Linked DNA regions of Homo sapiens: region 2 is linked to region 1. A link is an interaction called in ENCODE POLR2A ChIA-PET data of the cell type or tissue named here. Cell type or tissue: K562. All regions are shown on one strand.

Region 1 (5,000 bases):
CAACGCAGCCAGGGCATGAACCAGGACCTCCTGCTTCCTAGCCCAGTACCCGCTCTTCCACAGGGAACTTCCCTATGGATGTCAGACCCCTCTGCCTCTCCCCTGAGCAGCCTTGCGCAGACCTGGCACGCTGGGATCCCTGGAGGAGGCTGCCGTTTCTGGTTGAAAGCAGCTCTGTGTGTCTGTGTGGGTGGCAGTGTTCTGGGGGCACACTTGATTAGTGGCTTCTCAAACCTGGCCCCCATCCTCAGTGTACAGCCTGTGCTCCGTCCTGCTCAGGCCATTACTGCCCGCCTGTAATGGAATCGGCTGCCCTGGTTAAGTGTTCACATTAAATTAATACCTCCTCCGTGGAGACAATCAGTTGGCATTTAATTTGTCTTTCCTTCCGAGAGCTGGAGAGTACAGCTGGGCAGCCGGGCTCTGATGGGCACGTCTGCGAGACAGCCTTTCCTTGGGATCAGGGGCTCCATGGAGATGGGAGCCGGGAGGCCACAAGAGGTGGTGCCAGGTGTCCCCAGGGGGTGGGGCTTGGGGCAGGCAGGAGGGGGCCTCTTTCATGCGCAGGGGCTAGAGCTTATTGGCTGTCCATTTTCGGGGGAGAAGACGGGCTTGCAGCGTGCCATGTGGGAGAGAAAGTCAGGAGGCAAGGCATCCACACGTGCATCAGTGCTGAGCTGCCCAGGAGGTGAGCCCTGTGTTAGCAGTGGTGGCGGGATTTCCACATTGTATTCCCAGCCCTGCCCCACTCCCACTCCCTTATCGGATTTTCTTTCTGCCTTAAATATGAATTGTCTGTGGTATTCGAGGGGGATGGTGTGCAAGGAGGAAGTTGACTCGGTTGTGGTTTTCAGGTTCTCTAGAAGGGCTCAGAAGAAGCAAGTGGAGGCTGTTGGGGGCACGCAGCCCTGACCCCACCGGGGAGCCTGCTCTGGTCTTCCCAATCCATCAGCTTCTGCAAAACTGCATTTGCAGAAAGGGCTCCCCTGGTCTACCACTGTGCCTGCAGCCTCTTCTTCCAGCTCAGATATTATTTTAGAGAAGAACAGCTGATTGGGGCCCCCAGGCTTGGCCCTGGCTCTGCTGTGAGGATGCCTCTGTGCATCTGCAGGTGGGCAAACACAGGAGCTAGGGCAGCGCAGAGCTGAGGGGCATTGGCTGGGCCAAATCTGTGGTTTGAGCAGCCGGGCTCCAGCACAGCTCCCTGGCCACCTGCATCCAGCCCTGCTGCAGTGGGGTGAGCTCCCCGAGGCCAGGGTGGAGCTGAGAAGGTGCCAGCCCTCCACCCGCCGGGAAGGAAGCTGCTCTCTGCCCCCACCTGCCCTCTGCCAGAGGCCAGGCCCACGCTTGGCCCAGAATGAAGTCTTCCACTGAGGGCTCCAGCCCAGCCTCACCTGAGCTCATTTCCCTTCACCTGAGTGAGTCGGCCTAGGCGTGCCGGCCGCTCGCCTTCCCGCAAGGTGTGGGCCATTTCCACACCTCCCTCCCAACTCTGGAGGTGGGAGGCAGCCATGCGCTGTGCCGTTGACGTGGAGCTGCTGAACACCCATGGTCTGCTGGATGCCAGGGTGCTTTTACCCACACCATCCCCTTCCTGTAGTTCTCACAGCCACCTTCGAAAGGGGGTGGCTGGTTTCCCAACTCACAGAGGGGACAACTGAGGCCCAGAGAGGGTAACTGACTTGCTCAAGATCACGCAACTGGGAAGTGATGGGGCAGGATTTGAACCCGTCTCTTGCTGCCCTGGTGTCTTGGGATGCTCACTCCAGGAGCCCCAGGTTCGTCCCTGGAGGGCTTCATTGTTTTGCTGGGCCTGCACCTACTTTCCTCCTGAGCGGGAGCCTCGAGCCTCTTTTTCTGACTGCACAGGAAGTGAAAAATCTGTGAGTCAGCCCCTCTGCTGGTGACTTCAGCTTGGGTTTCCGCCCCTCTGTAGGGCAGGCTTGTCGGTCCCTTTCCTGCGGGTCTGTGTGTCATCTTGAGCTGACGGGAGAGGGGGAGGCACTGGCCCTGAGTGGGGTGGGGGTGGGGACTGGCATAGAATCTGCCCACCCCTTTTCCCCAGAGGCCAGCAGAGACTTCTCGTCCCTCACGTGGTTCCAGTGGTGGCTCCTCAGGAATGCGGAGAGACCACATCTGGCTGGGGTGGTGCTGCCACCTCTCCCTCCTGGCCACCAGCCTCAGAGAGTGCTTGTTCTGCTAAGATGGTGGCCGAGGCCCCTGATCTCAGCTGCTTTGTGCTTTTGTGGAGTCATTTCCTCTCCCTGCACTCTTTGTTCTGACATCCCTGCCTCCCCTCCCTGGCCCAGGGCTGTGGGAAGTGGGAAAGGGAAGGTTTCTCCTTCTCCTGCCTGCTTCCTGCCCTGGCCATCCCTCCCCCTGGCCTGGCCTGGCCTCTCCCAGGAGAGGCTCTGGAGCCGAATGGATGAAGCTGAGTGCAGGGGCTATGCTGGGAATTTGCCTCCTGTGAGCCCCTGGGCTGGGATGTTCAGTCTAAGGATGCTCTGGGGGAAAGGAGTTCTGTCTGGAGGCGAGGGCCATCAGGGCACTGAGGAGTAAGTGCAGCTTTGGATCCATCCATCCATCCATCCATCCATCCATCCATCTATCCATCCAACCAATCCATCCATCCATCCATCCATCCATCCATCCATCCATCCATCCAACCAATCCATCCATCCATCCATCCATCCATCCATCCATCCATCCATCCATCCAACCAATCCATCCATCCATCCATCCATCCATCCATCCATCCATCCAACCAATCCATCCATCCATCCATCCAACCATCCATCCATCCATCCATCCATCCAACCAATCCATCCAATCCATCCATCCATCCATCCATCCATCCATCCATCCAACCAATCCATCCATCCATCCATCCATCCATCCATCCATCCATCCATCCAACCAATCCATCCATCCATCCAACCAATCCATCCATCCATCCATCCATCCAACCAATCCATTCGATAAATGTCTGACTCCTTAGCAAGTGCCCAGCCAGTTTGAGGTGCAGGGAATACAGTAGCAAGCACAGGAATGATCATCATAACCAGCTCTCTGGGCCTGCAGAAGGACTGGACCCCCGACCTGAGACCCGGCTCCTGTGCCTGTTTTCCCACCTAGACCAGGGAACTTGCCTCTTGCTTCCTCTTTGCCCCATCTCTGTGCCTGAGACCTCCCGAGATGAGTGCCAGCCCCCGGTGGCGGTGGGGAAGGTGGAAGTGGCGGTGACCACACAATGGAGCCATCACTGGCCCTGGCGTCACGGGACTGGCTCCTTTGGGCAAGAGCTGTGTGCCGTGGGATCCCACAACCATGCCACTGGGGAAGAGGAGATCCTGGGGCCTCCACTGCTTTAAGCTGTGGGGCAAACAATGGAAGTGGATGTGAGGCTTGGGGAAGAGATGACATTTGAGACAAGCCTGGGAGAATGGCTAGGGTTTCAGGAGGCTGAGGAGGAGAGAGGAAGAGGGGAAATGAGTTACCTGACCTCTGAGCCTCATCTGCAACATGGGGATGATCCCCAGGGGAGGGCTCAGCGGGATTTTATAGAGGGAAGTATGAGTGCCTAATGTGGTGGATACCACCGAGAAGGTAATCAATAAATGTCCCTTCTCTCATCCAGCGCTAGAAAAGAGAAGGATTTGGAAGTTTTATGAGCTGTTGGGTCAGGGTGGGCAGGGGCGGCTCTCAGTGATTCAGGCCGTGTCAGCCGTGGCTGGAGTTGTCCATAGGCCCTGGGTCTTCATTTTCCCACTTGTAAAGTGGGGACAGGGTAGCTTTCCAGCCCAGTGCATGTGCAGTATGATGGAGGGGATCTATGGAAAGGCCCTGCAGAGAGCACTGGGATGTGTTTGTCACCTCATTTTCTGCCAGTGGCAGGCCTGTCAATATTCTGGAGTCTTCAAAAGACCAGAAAGGACCCCTCCCCAGCCAACAGAACAGCTCCTGGACTGCTGAGGGAGACTCGAGGAAAATGGCCTTTGTGCCCCAAAAGTGATCTCTTTATGTTCACTCCAGCCTTCCTTCCCCTTTCAGCCTTAAAGGGCCCGGGCGTAGGATTCTGTCAGACCTGGGTTCGAATCCAGGCGCTGCCACTTCCTAGGCAGTCTTTGGGCAAGTCGTTTGCTCAGCCATGGGCTGGGGCTGGGAGAGGGGATGGTGCAGGCTGAAAGGAAACGATGTCTGCAAACCGCTGATCCAAAGTAGGTGCACCCGCCTCTTGGTGGCAGACAGCGCCTGGCCTGTCCCTTCCTGCTGCCCTCTTTGTTTCTGTTGGTCCCTCTGCCTGAAACACCCTCCCCACTGAAACCTTACTCTTGTGGGCAGACCCAGGGAAGAGGGAGGGTTGTGCTTGGGAAGCTGGTGTTGAAATCTCTGTGCCAGCAACTTGGTTCACCAGTTCTCAGTTAAGCTGAGTGCTCCCTGGCTCTGGGTGGGTGGGCAGGGAATACAGGTGTCTGGAGTGCCGTAAGAAACACATCGCCCACCTGGCCCTTCATGCCAGTCCTCAGAACGATCCAAGGACAGAGCTTTTCTGCATTGTCAACACTGGAGCTGGCGGAGCCAGGTTTTCTCCACCACCGCCGGGAGGGATGTCAGGGCGGGCGACAGGCTCTTCAGTCAAGCCAGCTGCTGTCCACATGCGGGGTCTGTCCTCAACCTCCTGGGAGCAGGCCAGCCGGCTGCCTCCCCCGTCTGGCTTTGGAAATAAAAAGCCCGTGAAATCATTTGTGCAAGCTCATCCTGGGGGTGTGGTATGTGCAGTCAGGAAACACGATTGAGATGTGGGGTTGGGAGGGTGCAGAACTCGGGGCAGGAAGGGAGAGGTGAGGTGGAGGGGCTGGGTTGTGTGGTCTTCAGAGCCTGGCCACTCAGTGCCATCTGTAGCCCAGCATCACTGGGGAGCTGTCTGCCCCAGCCCTCGCCTGCGGAACCAGCTTCTGCATGTTAATAAGATGCCCAGGTGATTGGTATGCACATTCTAG
Region 2 (5,000 bases), 250 kb before region 1:
AATTATTTTAATAAGTAGCCGGGCATGGTGGCACGTGCCTGTGGTGCCAGCTACTCGAGAGGCTAAGGTGGGAGGATCGTTTGAGCTTGGGAGGTTGAGGTTGCAGTGAGCTGTGATCACGCCACTGTACTCCAGCCTGGTTGACAGAGTGAGACCCCTGTCTCAAAAAAAACATAAAAACTAAAAAATAAATTGAGACACAAGAAATCAGAATCCTCGTGTCTGGCCATAGGGTACAGTATATGGATTCTTGCCACTCTGTGTCATTAATTTTCCTTATTTTCCCTTAGAGTTGTGGTTCTAATGTATAGCTAAATTTCCTTTTGGGTCTTGGTGATATGCTGGTCTGAAACGAATGTGAACATGAGATTATCTCTAGTGTTTTTCTCATATAGCAATTGTCTGTTCTTTGGATGAAGTGTTTGTTGTGTTCATTTTTAGTGTGTGTTTGCACTTACCCTGAGGATTATTAGATGTTAAGTGTGTTTTGTGGAAACTTTTGTGAAGCCTTAGTGTGAGTTTACTGTTATCTTTTACTATTTGATGTTAGGGAAACAGCATGTAAGTTTAATGTGTGCAGACTAATGATATAATTTGTTGATTGATTTGATTCTAGGGCACCCTACTTAACTCTTAGAGCAATGGTTCTCAATGGGTGATTTTGCCCTCTCCCCTCCAGGACATTTGGCAATGTCTAGATATTTTTGGTTGTCACAACTGGGGGTGCTACTGGCATTCAGGGGGTAGAGGCCAGGGCTGCTGTTAAGTCACCTAGAGTGCATAAGATGGCCTCCCACAGCAAACACTTATCTGGCTCCAGATGTCAATATTGTTAAGGTTGGGAAACCTTATTATAAAGTATTTTCTGAGTTTTACATTGCATACTAGTCAGATAGAGTTAAGAATGGAACCATTCTTTTAATCAGCATATTACTTTTCAGATGCTGTCCCACACCCCAGATTCTACTGTGTCCTGTCCCCAGAAGCCTCAGAGGATGATTTGAACCGACTTGATTCTGTGGTACTAGGAATTTTAAAACTGCATTTTATATGTGGGTCAGATGGTTTCCACCAGAATCAGCCTACTGGGGGGAAAGGGAATGACTGACTTTTTATAGTGAGGAAATGTGGTCTGTGTTACGATTTGAGCTTATTCTAATAGGAAAATGTTACTTGGATATTTATTTGTTGGGTGCACTTTTGCTGTGGGGTTTGTCCTTTCTGGATTGGCACCTCTGACACTTGATTTTTGAAGACAGTCTTTGTTAGCATTTTTCACATGCAAGTATTTTAATGGACAAAAATAATTGTCTTACTCCCTTATTCTAAAGCCAGCAGCTGTGTGCTCACAATAGCTTGCAAACAGTGTGAGTAATGTCCCAGAATGGGAATCTGTTCCAAGGAGAAATTAATGATTATGATTTGATGGGATATTTTGTCAATCATGAGGATAAGTGATAGTGTATAGGCAGTAGGAAAAAATACTTTAAAAGTAAGGAAATGACTCTCTTTCTTTCTTGATGTCAGGCATGTGACGTCCTTTTCTCCAAGCTTGTCAAGTATGATGAGCTTTATGCTGCACTGACAGCCCTGCTTGCAGCTGGGTCCCAGCTTGATACAGTTAGGAGAAAGGAAAACAAGAATGTAACAGCCTTGGTAAGACCATGGAACCCTGAGAAGTCTTTGGGTTGTGTTTGATCATTGATCATTTCTATCAGAAATTTCCTTCTGAAATGTAACCAGTTTATTGAATATTGATTTGCAAAACTGACTGATACTTGAGTATTTCTAGGTAGTTTGTGTAGCTATGTTCACCTTAAAGATAATTTAATCAGCTGTTGCATTTTTTTGGTTACCATTGAGAGAACTGTAATTTAAGAGTTAGTGGTCCCCCCCCAAGTGCTATATCTCCTGTCAATACTGGTTGATGTGTGATATTGAAAGCCTCACGCTTGAGATTTTTCCATGGCTCTGTTAATGTGTCTCTATATTCTAGAAGCAATTCCAGGCCACAAAAACGGATAGCTGATTGCAGGTCTGCTAAGCAGAATGTCCTGCCCTCTTTTGGTTAATTGGTAAATTATTGGGGAGCCAAAGTTGTCTTGGAATAGCCTTTTTGGTCTGTGAAATGTGCAGAATACGGAACAAATTATTTGTATGTGTGTTCTGCCATTTTCTGCTAGGTGCACTCTCTAGAAAGATCTGGAGAATGGACTTGGGGGCCAAATCTCAATTTAAAATCAGGACTCTATACAGTTCTGGTTTAAAAGTTGTATTTGGAGTAGTTCGTACTGTGAGGGAGATCTTGAGGCCATACCAAGTGCTACCTCTATGCTGCTTTTCCTTTCTCCAGGAGGCCTGTGCCCTTCAATATTACTTCTTGATACTGTGGAGGATCCTAGGAATTTTACCACCATCAAAGACTTACATTAACCAGCTATCCATGAACTCACCTGAGATGAGCGAATGTGACATCTTGCACACTCTGCGATGGTCTTCTCGGCTCCGGATCAGCTCCTATGTCAACTGGATAAAGGTAACACAGAGCTTGCTGCTAAGACTATTCAAAGCCAAAGTGCTTTGTGCTTACTGGAGCTTTTAAATTTGAAGATAATGAAAGCTTTGCCTATAGTCATCTCCTAAACACTTTTTCTTGCTGTCCAAATAGGATCACCTTATCAAACAGGGAATGAAGGCTGAGCATGCTAGCTCGCTTCTAGAACTGGCATCCACCACTAAGTGTAGCTCAGTGAAATATGATGTTGAAATAGTAGAGGAATACTTCGCTCGACAGGTATGTAATATTGGAACCTAAATGATAGAACTTGGTTTCTACCATAGCCCATTGCCACAGCTAATTATATTTTGCATATTTTTAAAGATCTCATCCTTCTGTAGTATCGACTGTACCACCATCTTGCAGCTGCATGAAATTCCCAGTCTGCAGTCCATCTACACCCTTGATGCCGCGATCTCAAAGGTCCAGGTCTCTTTGGATGAGCATTTTTCTAAGATGGCTGCTGAGACTGATCCTCATAAGTCGTCTGAGATTACCAAGAACCTACTTCCAGCCACGCTGCAACTCATTGACACCTATGCATCGTTCACCAGGTGTGGCGAACTGCCTGCCCAGAGATGCACATGCACTCTTCACTCCGTGCAGATCCCGCATTGACTCAGAATTTGACATTTTTCTCTTTCTTCAGCTTAGGGGTTTTTTTCCCCACGTATAATGCTTTCTTCTCTAGTATGAAGGGGTGCTTGATGAGGAAATTTTCAAATAGTGCAGGAGGAGTCAGGAGGAAGTTTAATGTCTATAATTCTTTAAATATTTTGTACGATTTTACTCGTAGGATACAGAGAAAGGTAATTTTTCAAAACACTGTCATTTCTGTTATTAACTGAGTTAAAGCTCCTTAAATGCTCTTTATTTATTATTATTAAAAAAATTTTTTTCTGAGATGGCATCTCGCTCTGTCGCCCAGGCTGGAGTGCAATGGTGCGATCTTGGCTCACTGCAACCTCCACCCCCTGGGTTCAAGTGATTCTCCTGCCTCAGCCTCCTGAGTAGCTGGGATTACAGGCATGCACCACCGTGCCTGGCTAATTTTTGTGTTTTTAGTAGAGACGGGGTTTCGCCATGTTGGCCAGGCTGGTCTTGAATTCCTAACCTCAGGTGATCTACCCACCTCAGCCTCCCAAAGTGCTGGGATTACAGGCATGAGCCACTGTGCCTGGCCCTTAAATGCTCTTTACATGTGATGATATGTAGTTGGAGAAAAAAAAAAATCTCTAAATGAGTTAGAAATTATTTGAAATTCAACTCTTTCTATAACAAACACTGCAAATTGCATGCCCTGTAGACTTTGGTCTGTATGATGTTTAAATATTTAAAGTTAATTTCAGTATATAAAATTGGGAGATTATTCACAAGTTTAGATTTCTGGCTTTTCTTAAATTGGAAGAACTGGCAAAACTGGGCCTGACTTCCCAAACAACAGTAACAGACTGGAGCTGAGAATTAGTTCCCTTTGCAGCAGTTTTCACCGGGCTCTCTTAAGCTTATTGACTTTATCTGGTCCCTGTAGGATCTCAGTGTTCACTCCTGTTCTATGGTGCTTTTTTGTTTTGAGATGGAATCTCACTGTGTCACCCAGGCCGGAGTGCAGTGGTGCGATCTCATCTCACTGTAACCTCCACCTCCTGGGTTCAAGTGATTCTCCTCAGTTTCCCGAGTGGCAGGGATGACAGGTGCATACCACCATGCCTGGCTAATTTTTGTATTTTTGTATTTTCAGTAGAAATGGGGTTTCTCCATGTTGGCCAGGCTGGTCTTGAACTCCCGACCTCAGGTGATCCACCTGCCTCAGCCTCCCAAAGTGCTGGGATTACAGGTGTGAGCCACCGTGCCCAGCTCTGTGGGCTTTATGCTGCTTTAAAGGGACCTAGATCTTTGTCAGACTTAACTAACCTTGTCTCTTAGTATGACTGCCTTGCAGAAGATAGAGGGCTGTTGTTTGAGGCAAATTTTTTTTTTGGCTCAAATTTGTTTGAGCCAAACAAATATGTATGGCTGCTACGTGCCAGGTACTTTTCTAGGTGCTAGGGTTATGGCAGTAGCCAAAGCAGACCAAGTCATTGCCCTCTGGGAATTTACAGACTCTAATCTGGCCTAATAGGCCAGTACTTTCCACACTGAGCTGTTAACGTTCCTGGTCAAGTAAGTTTGCAAAATGTTGGATAAACAGTTTTTTTTGTTTTGTTTTGTTTTAAAAAATATAGTATTCAGAGCCTTTACTGTATACATTGTCAATCTTCTGAGGTGGGGAAGGAGGATAGATATAGTATTCACTGTTTCTCAGGCTTACTTGTCAGGCAGTCATGTTTTGGGAGCATTTCAGAGGAGGGGACATTCTTTGGGAAATGATTACCCATTGGAATTCTTAGAGACCAGGAAGGGGCAGGCACTATCAACTACATTAAATAGATAGGAAACTGAG

What was found. Peaks named below come from ENCODE experiments on the same cell type or tissue, not always from the same donor. Only the 100,000 strongest peaks of a DNase experiment are listed, where the experiment ranks them.
Region 2: POLR2A ChIA-PET joins it to region 1 with 5 read pairs; 2 of 35 experiments call an interaction of 5 or more read pairs at or near these places.

Annotation. Positions count from the first base shown.
Region 1 is chr1:18,923,724-18,928,723 of GRCh38, reverse strand. All of the region lies in intron 1 of IFFO2 (intermediate filament family orphan 2), which reads left to right. Among named protein-coding and RNA genes, the nearest start is that of ALDH4A1, 24 kb to the right of the region's middle. RefSeq lists enhancers at 505-554, 885-974, 1,475-1,594, 1,223-1,849, 1,875-2,094. In K562, no CTCF peak of the experiment used is centred here; DNase peaks (open chromatin) are centred at 785, 1,933 and 4,732; H3K27me3 peaks cover 4,258 bases.
Region 2 is chr1:19,170,975-19,175,974 of GRCh38, reverse strand. UBR4 (ubiquitin protein ligase E3 component n-recognin 4) reads left to right here. Exons shown (of 106, transcript NM_020765.3): 21 at 942-1,021; 22 at 1,528-1,656; 23 at 2,354-2,536; 24 at 2,669-2,794; 25 at 2,882-3,111. Among named protein-coding and RNA genes, the nearest start is that of UBR4, 37 kb to the left of the region's middle. In K562, no CTCF peak of the experiment used is centred here; no DNase peak of the experiment used is centred here.